Linked DNA regions of Homo sapiens: region 2 is linked to region 1. A link is an interaction called in ENCODE POLR2A ChIA-PET data of the cell type or tissue named here. Cell type or tissue: PC-3. All regions are shown on one strand. Links, peaks and the distances in the headings refer to the core of each region. The heading gives the core; the rest is flanking DNA. Region 1 overlaps EMILIN2 (elastin microfibril interfacer 2). Region 2 overlaps LPIN2 (lipin 2).

The links. ChIA-PET counts read pairs that join two places held together with the same protein. Peaks named below come from ENCODE experiments on the same cell type or tissue, not always from the same donor. Only the 100,000 strongest peaks of a DNase experiment are listed, where the experiment ranks them.
Region 2: POLR2A ChIA-PET joins it to region 1 with 7 read pairs; 3 of 35 experiments call an interaction of 5 or more read pairs at or near these places.

What each region holds. Positions count from the first base shown.
Region 1 is chr18:2,901,481-2,905,873 of GRCh38, reverse strand. The region is part of intron 4 of EMILIN2 (elastin microfibril interfacer 2); the gene reads right to left. Among named protein-coding and RNA genes, the nearest start is that of EMILIN2, 57 kb to the right of the region's middle. In PC-3, for the core only: no CTCF peak of the experiment used is centred there; a DNase peak (open chromatin) is centred at 2,693; H3K4me3 peaks cover 163 bases.
Region 2 is chr18:3,006,524-3,010,916 of GRCh38, reverse strand. All of the region lies in intron 1 of LPIN2 (lipin 2), which reads left to right. Among named protein-coding and RNA genes, the nearest start is that of LPIN2, 4.4 kb to the left of the region's middle. In PC-3, for the core only: no CTCF peak of the experiment used is centred there; a DNase peak (open chromatin) is centred at 2,196.

The sequences.
Region 1 (4,393 bases), core at 219-4,218:
CGCGGCCGGATCACTTGAGCCCCCAAATTCGAGACCAGCCTGACCAAGATGGCGAAACCTCATCTCTTCCAAATATCCAAAAAAAAAAAACAAAAAAACAAAAATTAGCCCGGGGTAGTGGAGCGCACCTGTAATCCCAGCTACTCGGGAGGCTGAGGCAGGAGAATCACTTGAACCCAGGAGGTGGAGGTTGCAGGGAGCCGAGATCGCCCGCTGCACTCCAGCCTCACTAAGCTGGGGAGAAGGGCAGTGGAGGTGGTTGATGGGTTCAAAAATATAGTTAGACAGAGTTAATAAGATCTAGTATCTGATAGCACAACAGGGTGACTGCAGTCAGCAATTATCTTTTGCACATTTTTAAATAAAAGAGTAGAATTGGAATGTCTGTAAAGAAATGGCACATGCTTTGGGTAATAGATACCCTATTACCCCGATTATTATACACTGCATGCCTGTATCAAAATACCTCATGTACCCCATATATATATATATCTACTCTGTACACATAACAACTAAAAATTAAAAAAATAAAACTAAGATAAATATGGCAGATCAAATACATGCCCCCCCCCCGCCCCACCCACAGAGGCAGGTTGCCAGAACACCCTGAGAGAGGCAGTTTCTCCAACAGCCTTTCCTGACCAATGTTCCATGAGAGAAGCCCAAGAGAAAACAATTTGAGTGATTACTCTCTCAGTTTTCCCTGAGGATGATACAGAGCTAATTCCATTCTAGATACAGAGAAGTTAGTTCACGCCATACAATAGAATGGCATCAGGATTTACATCTCTTTAGAACCCTGGTTGAGAAAGGCTGGGTTAGACAGAGAAACTGAGGCAGAGGGATTGAAAAACATGCAGATACCAGCTACAGTGGAAGATAGGAGTAAGATACCAGTCTAAAAACACTAAGCGAAAGTCTGCTCCCTGAATAAGGAGGCTCACAGTCCCCATCCTCTGCTAAGCTCCCAGCCACTTGCTTATACCTCTAGCTGGATATAGGAGGATTCTTCAAATTGACCCTATGATGCCCACAGTCGTGAAACTCTATCTAGTGTCTCCCCATTAAATGTGAACCAAAGTCAAAATCACCTGACATATGAGGAAAGCCGCCTGTGTGAACGACAGGGACCAAAGCAAGCCACACCAACTAAAGAAAAGGAACTCTAAAGAGACAGACACAGTGCAAGAAAATAAACACATCCTACCCTCAGAGAAGTAGAAGATACTGCATCCAAGATGCAAGAATTGATTGCTATACAAAAGGGATAGTCAGAGAATAAGGGTGAGCCTTTGCTGATTAAAAAGGCACTTGCCAAAACCAGAGATTTCCATGAAAGGGTTGGTAGATAAAAATCAAGGAAATCTTTCAGAAGGTAGAACATGATGACGAAATGATGATCAATAGGAAGGAAATCATAAGAAAATTAAAGGGTCAACCTAGGAAGTCCTTCCAGAAAAAAAGAAATCAGAAAAACTGGTATGTAGGGGTAATGGGATGGTAAGGAGAGAATTATCAAATAAACACACAACTTCCCAGAACTGAAGAAAATGAAAGATGCCAGCACAATTACTGAATAAGAGGAATAAACCAAGCCACATTCAGAACACTGAAGATAAAAAGGAGATATTACAAACTTTCAAGGGAAAAAATATAAAAAGTGACTGCAAATCAGGAAGGCATCACCAGGCTTCTCAACAGTATTGGAAACTAGAAGAGAAGGGAACAATGTCATCAAACAATGCTAGAATGTAATTGTCAACCTTGAAATCTGTACCCAGCAAAAATACCCATCAATTACAAGAGTAGAATAAAGATATTTTTAGACAGGCAATATTTAAAAAATTATAAAATGCCATCTCTCACGCACCCTTTCTTAAAAAGGTATTGGGAAATGTGCACTACTGAAACAAGGGAGTAAACCATGAAAAAGCAACAGAGAGTAAAAGAAAGGGGAGAGAGGCTAAAGACTTTTCTAGGATAGTAGTGAAGGCAGGCTCAGATTGAAAGCCTTATTGCAAAAGTCTAGAAAATAACCAGTCCAGGTTAGATCAGAAAGAGCAAGAATTCCAGGAGGGAGGTCAATTTTTAAAAAAAATGGAACTGACAAATGATCTGATACTTTTTATGATGTAGAAAATTGTATTAAGAGGCTGTTGAAGGGTAGGAAGACTCCAAAATAGATACATAGGATATAAGCAACACTACTACCAATTAAGAGAAAAGTAAAAAGGAAAGCAACACAACCTTAGAGAGCTATTGAGCTCAGCATAGCATAGATGTTGCATATTGACTGTAGGATAACTCTGTTGGGAATTGGGAGGAAGGGGGGGTCAATATACAATGTCTAAAGCTGATAAATCAATTTAGAAATACGGAGGTAAGTACCAAAGAAAAGAAACAGCTGGAAGATTTACATGTGGCTGCCTCTGGGGCGTGGGAAGAAGGATGGGGAAGGGAACAGGGGAGCTGGTTTTCATTATGAGCTTCTTAGTGTTATTTTACTTATTTTTATAAAATATAATTGTAGAAGACACTGACGGCCTGTTTCTGCCCTTTCCCCTCTAATCCAAGCACACTTGAGTTGACTCCTCATCTTTCTTTTCTTTCCTCCTCTCTGGACACCGTCTCCCTGGCTCAGAAGCTGGCCTGCCTCCCAGGGCACACGCCTCTGCCTGAGCCCCAGCCCCACCCTCCCTCCTCTTCTTGGATCAGCTCCATCTGACATCACTCCTCTCTCTTCTCAACCTCTCTTTCCTTCCTCCCCACTAGTTTCTTCCTTTTAGCCCAAGCGTATGTCTCTCTATCTAAAACTCAGGGGAAAACAGAATTTTCCTCTGTCCTTCAACCCTCGATAAGTTAGTCAGCAAAGCATCTTAAAATGGCAAAGCACAGGCCACCCAAACTGGCCCTTATTTTCTCCCCTGTCCTCACCAACCCGTCAAATCACCCTTTTCCTCTGAAATCCGCCCTTGTTCTCCCTCATCCAGGCACAGAGTCCTGTTTCACTCTTCCTTCTCCTTTGGTCTCCCCCTCCTGCTCCTTCACACACAAATTTGTTGCTAAGCCCAGCTGATTCTAATTTGGAAATATTGCTTGGATCCTTCATTCACACCTTTTCCAGAATGCTCTTAGAAAGCATTCTAATCATATTATTTTTTGCTCAAAAATCTTCCATTGTTCTCCACTTCTCGTAAAAATCAAACTGACTCTCTCCGGCCTGACGTTCTGAGTCCCCCGCCTCCTTTGGCTGCCATCAGTATGCTCACTGGTACCCAGCTCTCATGTGACTTCCCTGGCTTCGTGCCTTTACCATGTGCACCCCTGAAATGGCCTCTTCCAGCACCCTCACTGAGACAAACGGCACCCACTCCTGAAGTCGCAGTTCAAAACCACCTCTTCCATGAAGCCTTCTTGGATTGGCCCAGCAGGCTTGAACAGTCCTGCCTCTGCACCAGGAAACAACATGAACCTCTGGGGGCTCTTTCTGTGGTTCAGACCTTTCCTCTCTGGCTGACTGATGAGTACTTGAGCATCTTAATTCTCTGCCATCCCCAGGGCCTAGCACAAGGCCTGGTAACTGACATTGAACAATTTAAGTATTGGGTGAATAAAAGAAGGCTCAACCTATCTATGACAGGCGCTATGGGCCATGCACCCTAATTCCTGCCAGCCATTAAGTTGGGAACCCTAATTTTGCCAAAAATAATTGCCATTCTGGGGTCCTAACAAGGCAGTTCTGATACCTATAGGACAGTGATCATTCTGTCTTTTACTATAATCCATTTTAATATATCCATTACACCCTCAACACCCAGACTTGTTACACTAGTGGAAGGCAGAGGAAAAAGAATGAACTAAGATATTCCTTGAGCCAGATATCCTCAGTGGATCTCCTTGGGGAGTCCGTGCATGAGTGCCGTGGATGGCTGAAGGCTCCAAAGCAGCCCGCCACATCATAGCAGAGACAGTCATGAAAAAGCGACGTCTCACTGGGATGGGTGCCCCCAGCCCTGGCCTCTCCTAGCTCTGGCTTAGTCCACAGCATCACGTGGGGTGCCGAACGCACACATTTATGACCAAGTCCTAACAAAGGCTGGATAGCACTCTGCTCATTCTGGAAAGAGACCTCTCCAGCAGCCGACTGCTTTCTGAACTGAACATGTGTTTCTAATTCAAGAACAGACCATTTGAAATGAATTCTTCATAAGAGCCAAGGTTGCTCCTCATGTGTTTTAACTCCTGAGGAATGATAGGGACAGACCAGCCACACTGCACCAGGCCTGCCTGACACTCCGCACGGGTCGGGTAGGGTCACAGCCTCACCATGGGTGAACCTGACGTGTAGGGATTAAAGGCCATTCCCTCTCCTCGAAAGCTCCTATTAAAAGTC
Region 2 (4,393 bases), core at 67-4,066, 110 kb before region 1:
ATGAATATTCCTGGTGGTGCCACGTGTTAGAGGTGGTAAAGGGTCAAATGTTTACTTTTATTAATATTACATTATGGCTTGGTTCTCTGTGTCAGCGATTTTTCTATGCCTTGGGTACTTATTTCCTAATATATATCAGCACAGTAACGCCTAGCTGGAGGCTTTGTCTTGTTAGTTGATAGATTAGTGGTAACAGGTAGATTTGGTTATCTCCCGTAGGTGCTTAGCAATTTACATCAAGAGGCTTTTCTTTAAGTCTGATTTAAGTCTTTCCATCTTTAATTTAAATCCATTTCTTTTTACTCCGACCCCAGTGACTGTCGTTGAGTGTGTATTTGCCCGACTTGCCGTGCCAGATTGGTAGGCAGTGGTTTGGAATCTTCATTTTAAAATCCTGTTTTTCTCTCTCCAATACCCTTCACTGCTTGGTAAGTTTTTATACTTCTCAATGAGACCCAGAGTCTCGTGACCTACCATTTGCCTCCTTCATGATGAAACAACTCACAAGTTGGTAGATAGCCTCCAGTTGGCAGAATCCTATGTATAATGTGTCTTTAAAACTTGAAGAGTTTGAAGGTATTATAGCCTGGAGCAGTAAGTTTTATGGCTATACCTTGGTAATAAGACATTTGAATAACTTGGCTTAGCGGCTTTGGTAATTAACTGTGATTTTTGGAATCCACCTCCCCTGCTGTCAGCTTGAATCTTCATTTTAGTAACACACTATTACTAACACTAAACGCTTATTACATGTGTGTTTCAAGACAAGCGTGAGGGAGTTGCTCACCCTGGGGTCCAAATGAAGCAGTCAGTGGCAACCCATGTGTAGTGGGGAATGGCCAGAATCCTGCCGGGGCCACTTGGTGGGCTGCCTTGCTCTTGATTTTCAGCAGGAAGCTGGTGGAAGCTGGGGTTGGGCATCTGTCTCTGCTCAACTTCTCAGTCAGAAAGGAAGGAGAAGAAAAAAAAATCTGTTGGGAGGTAAACTGTGTTTTAATACAAGATAAAACTCTTAATGTCACTTTCAGGATTAAAATGATGATAAAGTAAACATTTTTACTAATTTGATTCACTGACTGCAATTCAGTCTTTTTCTGCTAAAGCCTTTGAATGTTGTATTTCGGTGATCAGGTTTGTCAGTTTATGTTAAAATTGTTAACAAGAAATGAGGAAGAAGGCTGGGTGCGGTGGTTCACGCCTGTAATCCCAGCACTTTGGGAGGCCGAGGCGGGCGGATCACCTGAGGTCAGGAATTCGAGACCAGCCTGGCCAACGTGGTGAAACCCTGTCTCTACTAAAAATACAAAAGAATTAGCCAGGTGTGGTTATGCATGCCTGTAGACCCAGCTACTCTGGAGGCTGAGGCAGGAGAATCATTTGAACCTGGGAGGCAGAAGTTGCAGTGAGCCGAGATTGTGTCACTGCACTCCAGCCTGGGTGACAGAGCGAGACTCTGTCTCAAAAAACAAACAAACAAAAAATGGTACTTATTTTTATAATCTTTGAATTTAGAATTTTACTAGTGTTTTTTTGTTTGTAACCCAGGCTGGAGTGCAGTGTCATGATCTCGGCTGACTGCAACCTCCGCCTCCCAGGTTCAAGCAATTCTCCTGCCTCAGCCTCCTGAGTAGCTGGGACTACAGGCACGTGCCACCACACCTGGCTAATTTTTTGTATTTTTAGGAGAGACAGGGTTTCACTGTGTTAGCCAGAATAGTGTTGATCTCCTGACCTCGTGATCCTCCTGCCTTGGCCTCCCAAAGTGCTGGGATTACAGACGTGAGCCACCGCGCCTGGCCGAAACAATTCTTTTGAAAGAGAGAAGTCTCCCTGTGTTGCGCAGGCTGGTCTCAGACTCCTGGGGTCAAGTGAGCCTCCTGCTTTCGCCTCCTAAAGTGCTGGGATTACAGGCGTGAGCCACCGCACCCGGACAGATGTGTTGATTTTAAAGTGGGTATGAGGCCTGAGCCCTGGAGTTTGAGACCAGCCTGGACAACATGGCAAGACCCTGTCTCTCCAAAAAAAAAAAAAAAAAAACACAGCTGTGGTAGTGCGGGCACCTGTGTGATCCCAGCTGCTCAGGAGGCTAAGGTCAGAGGATGGCTTCAGCCAAGGAGTTGAGGCTGCAGTGAGCCATGTTCACGCCACTGCTGGATGACACAGTAGAACCCTGAGTCTGAATAAATAAATACATGAGTAAGTGGGAAGGAGGGAAGGAAGGAAGGATCTAGGTTTAAAAATTATTTGGCTTTGGTGGTTATGACTAAGCTGTATTAGATGAAGGGAGGAGCTAAAGATGGGGAAAGCATCCTTCGGAAACTTTAAAGTTGGAACTGGTAATTTTACTCCGCAAAAAATATATGGTACAAAGTAACTTTGTTAGTGACAGATTGAATTTCTGCATTTACCTATTTCTGAAATAAAATGAAAGGGATAAATGACCTTAGAATATTGATTTAAACTTCTATTTTATTTGAGACAAGGTCTCACTTGGTCACCCAGGCTGGAGTGCAGTGGTGCAATCTCGGCTCACTGCAGCCTCCGCTTCTAGGGCTCAAGCGATCCTCCCACCTCGGACTCCCGAGTAGCTGGGACCACAGGGAGGTGCCACCGTGCCCAGCTAATTTTTGTACTTTTCTGTAGGACAAGGTATCATCATGTTGCCCAGGCTGGTCTCGAACTCCTGGACTCAAGTGATCCACCCACCTTGGCCTCCGAAAGTGTTGGGATTACAGGTGTGAGCCACTGTGCCCAGCCTAAGCATCCGTTTTTAAATTTAAAATAAGATGGTCTCTTTTTATAAAAGGAATCATAATTATAAACAAAAAGTTCATTGGTTAGTATGGGATTGCAGTTTGCCTAGAAGACGTTTTATATACCCCTGACTAAACAGTAGAATTGTATGCTGACCAAGATCGTCCTCATCTATTCAGTGCATTATGATATGACATTTATGGTTCCTGGCAAGATAGGTATGTTCAGCTGCACTGGAGACATGGCTTTAAACTTATTCGGAAAGGGAGGTGTCCAGAATGCAAACAGCTCTTAAAAAGTATTTGGAAATAATTTATTCAATATAAGGTCATCTGATCATTTGATTATATGTTTTGAATTGCCCTCCGGTATGTGCCAGCAAAACCATCAGATCGTTAATATGAATTAGAAGCTCTGATTTGGAGCTGCTTGAATTGTTATGGATATTTTTCCTCACAGTTGAGTCTATAAACTTGTGGTGTTTGTAAAACAATGTGCTTTTCTTATGAGCCAACATAAGTTAAGGAATGTTTGGGCTTAGTTGAAGCATTATAGGGGATATAATATATCTTTTGTTTGTTTTAGGAGGCTGTGTTATTTTTTTCTTTGTAAACACTGAGAGACGTCTGTCCACATATTACATTTCTTTAAACTCTTTTAACAGTATTTTTTAAAATTAATAATAGGTACCTGGATAGGTGTGGTGGCTTACGCCTGTAATCCCAGCACTTTGGGAGGCCCAGGCGGGCGGATCACGAGGTCAGGAGATCGAGACCATCCTGGCTAACACAGTGAAACCCCGTCTCTACTAAAAATACAAAAAATTAGCCAGACGTGGTGGGGGGCACCTGTAGTCCCAGCTACTCTGGAGGCTGAGGCAGGGGAATGGCATGAACCTGGGAGGCGGAGCTTGCAGTGAGCCAAGATAGCACCACTGCACTACAGCCCTGGGCGACAGAGCAAGACTCCATCTCAAAAAAGATAAATAAAAATAAATAACTAACTAAATATAATAGGTACCTATTTGACATAGCTGTAATGTCAATTTACATATGAACTATTCGAGAATAAGAGTTATTTAGAGAAATACTACTTGAGAGAGAGATAAAGCTTTGTTTTTGTTATTTAAAATGTTAAACAAATGCTGTTTTTTTTTTTTTAAAGAGACAAGGTCTCACTTTGTCACTGAGGCTGGAGTGCAGTGGGGCTATCTCAGCTCACTGCAGCCTTGACCTCCCCAGCCCAAGCAATCCTCCTACCTCAGCCTCCCCAGTAGCTGGGACTACAGGCCTGCGCCACCATGCTTGGCTACTTTTTTTTTTTTTTGAGACAGAGTCTCGTTCTGTCGCCCAGGCTGGAGTGCAGCGGCGCGATCTCTGCTCACTGCAAGCTCCGCCTCCCGGGTTCATGCCATTCTCCTGCCTCAGCCTCCTGAGTAGCTGGGACTACAGGCTCCCGCCACCACGCCTGGCTAATTTTTTGTATTTTTAGTAGAGACGGGGTTTCACCGTGTTAGCCAGGGTGGTCTCGATCTCCTGATCTTGTGACCTCCCTGCCTCGGCCTCCCAAAGTGTTGGGATTACAGGCTTGAGCCGCTGCGCCCGGCCCATGCTTGGCTAATTTTTGTATTTTTTTGTAG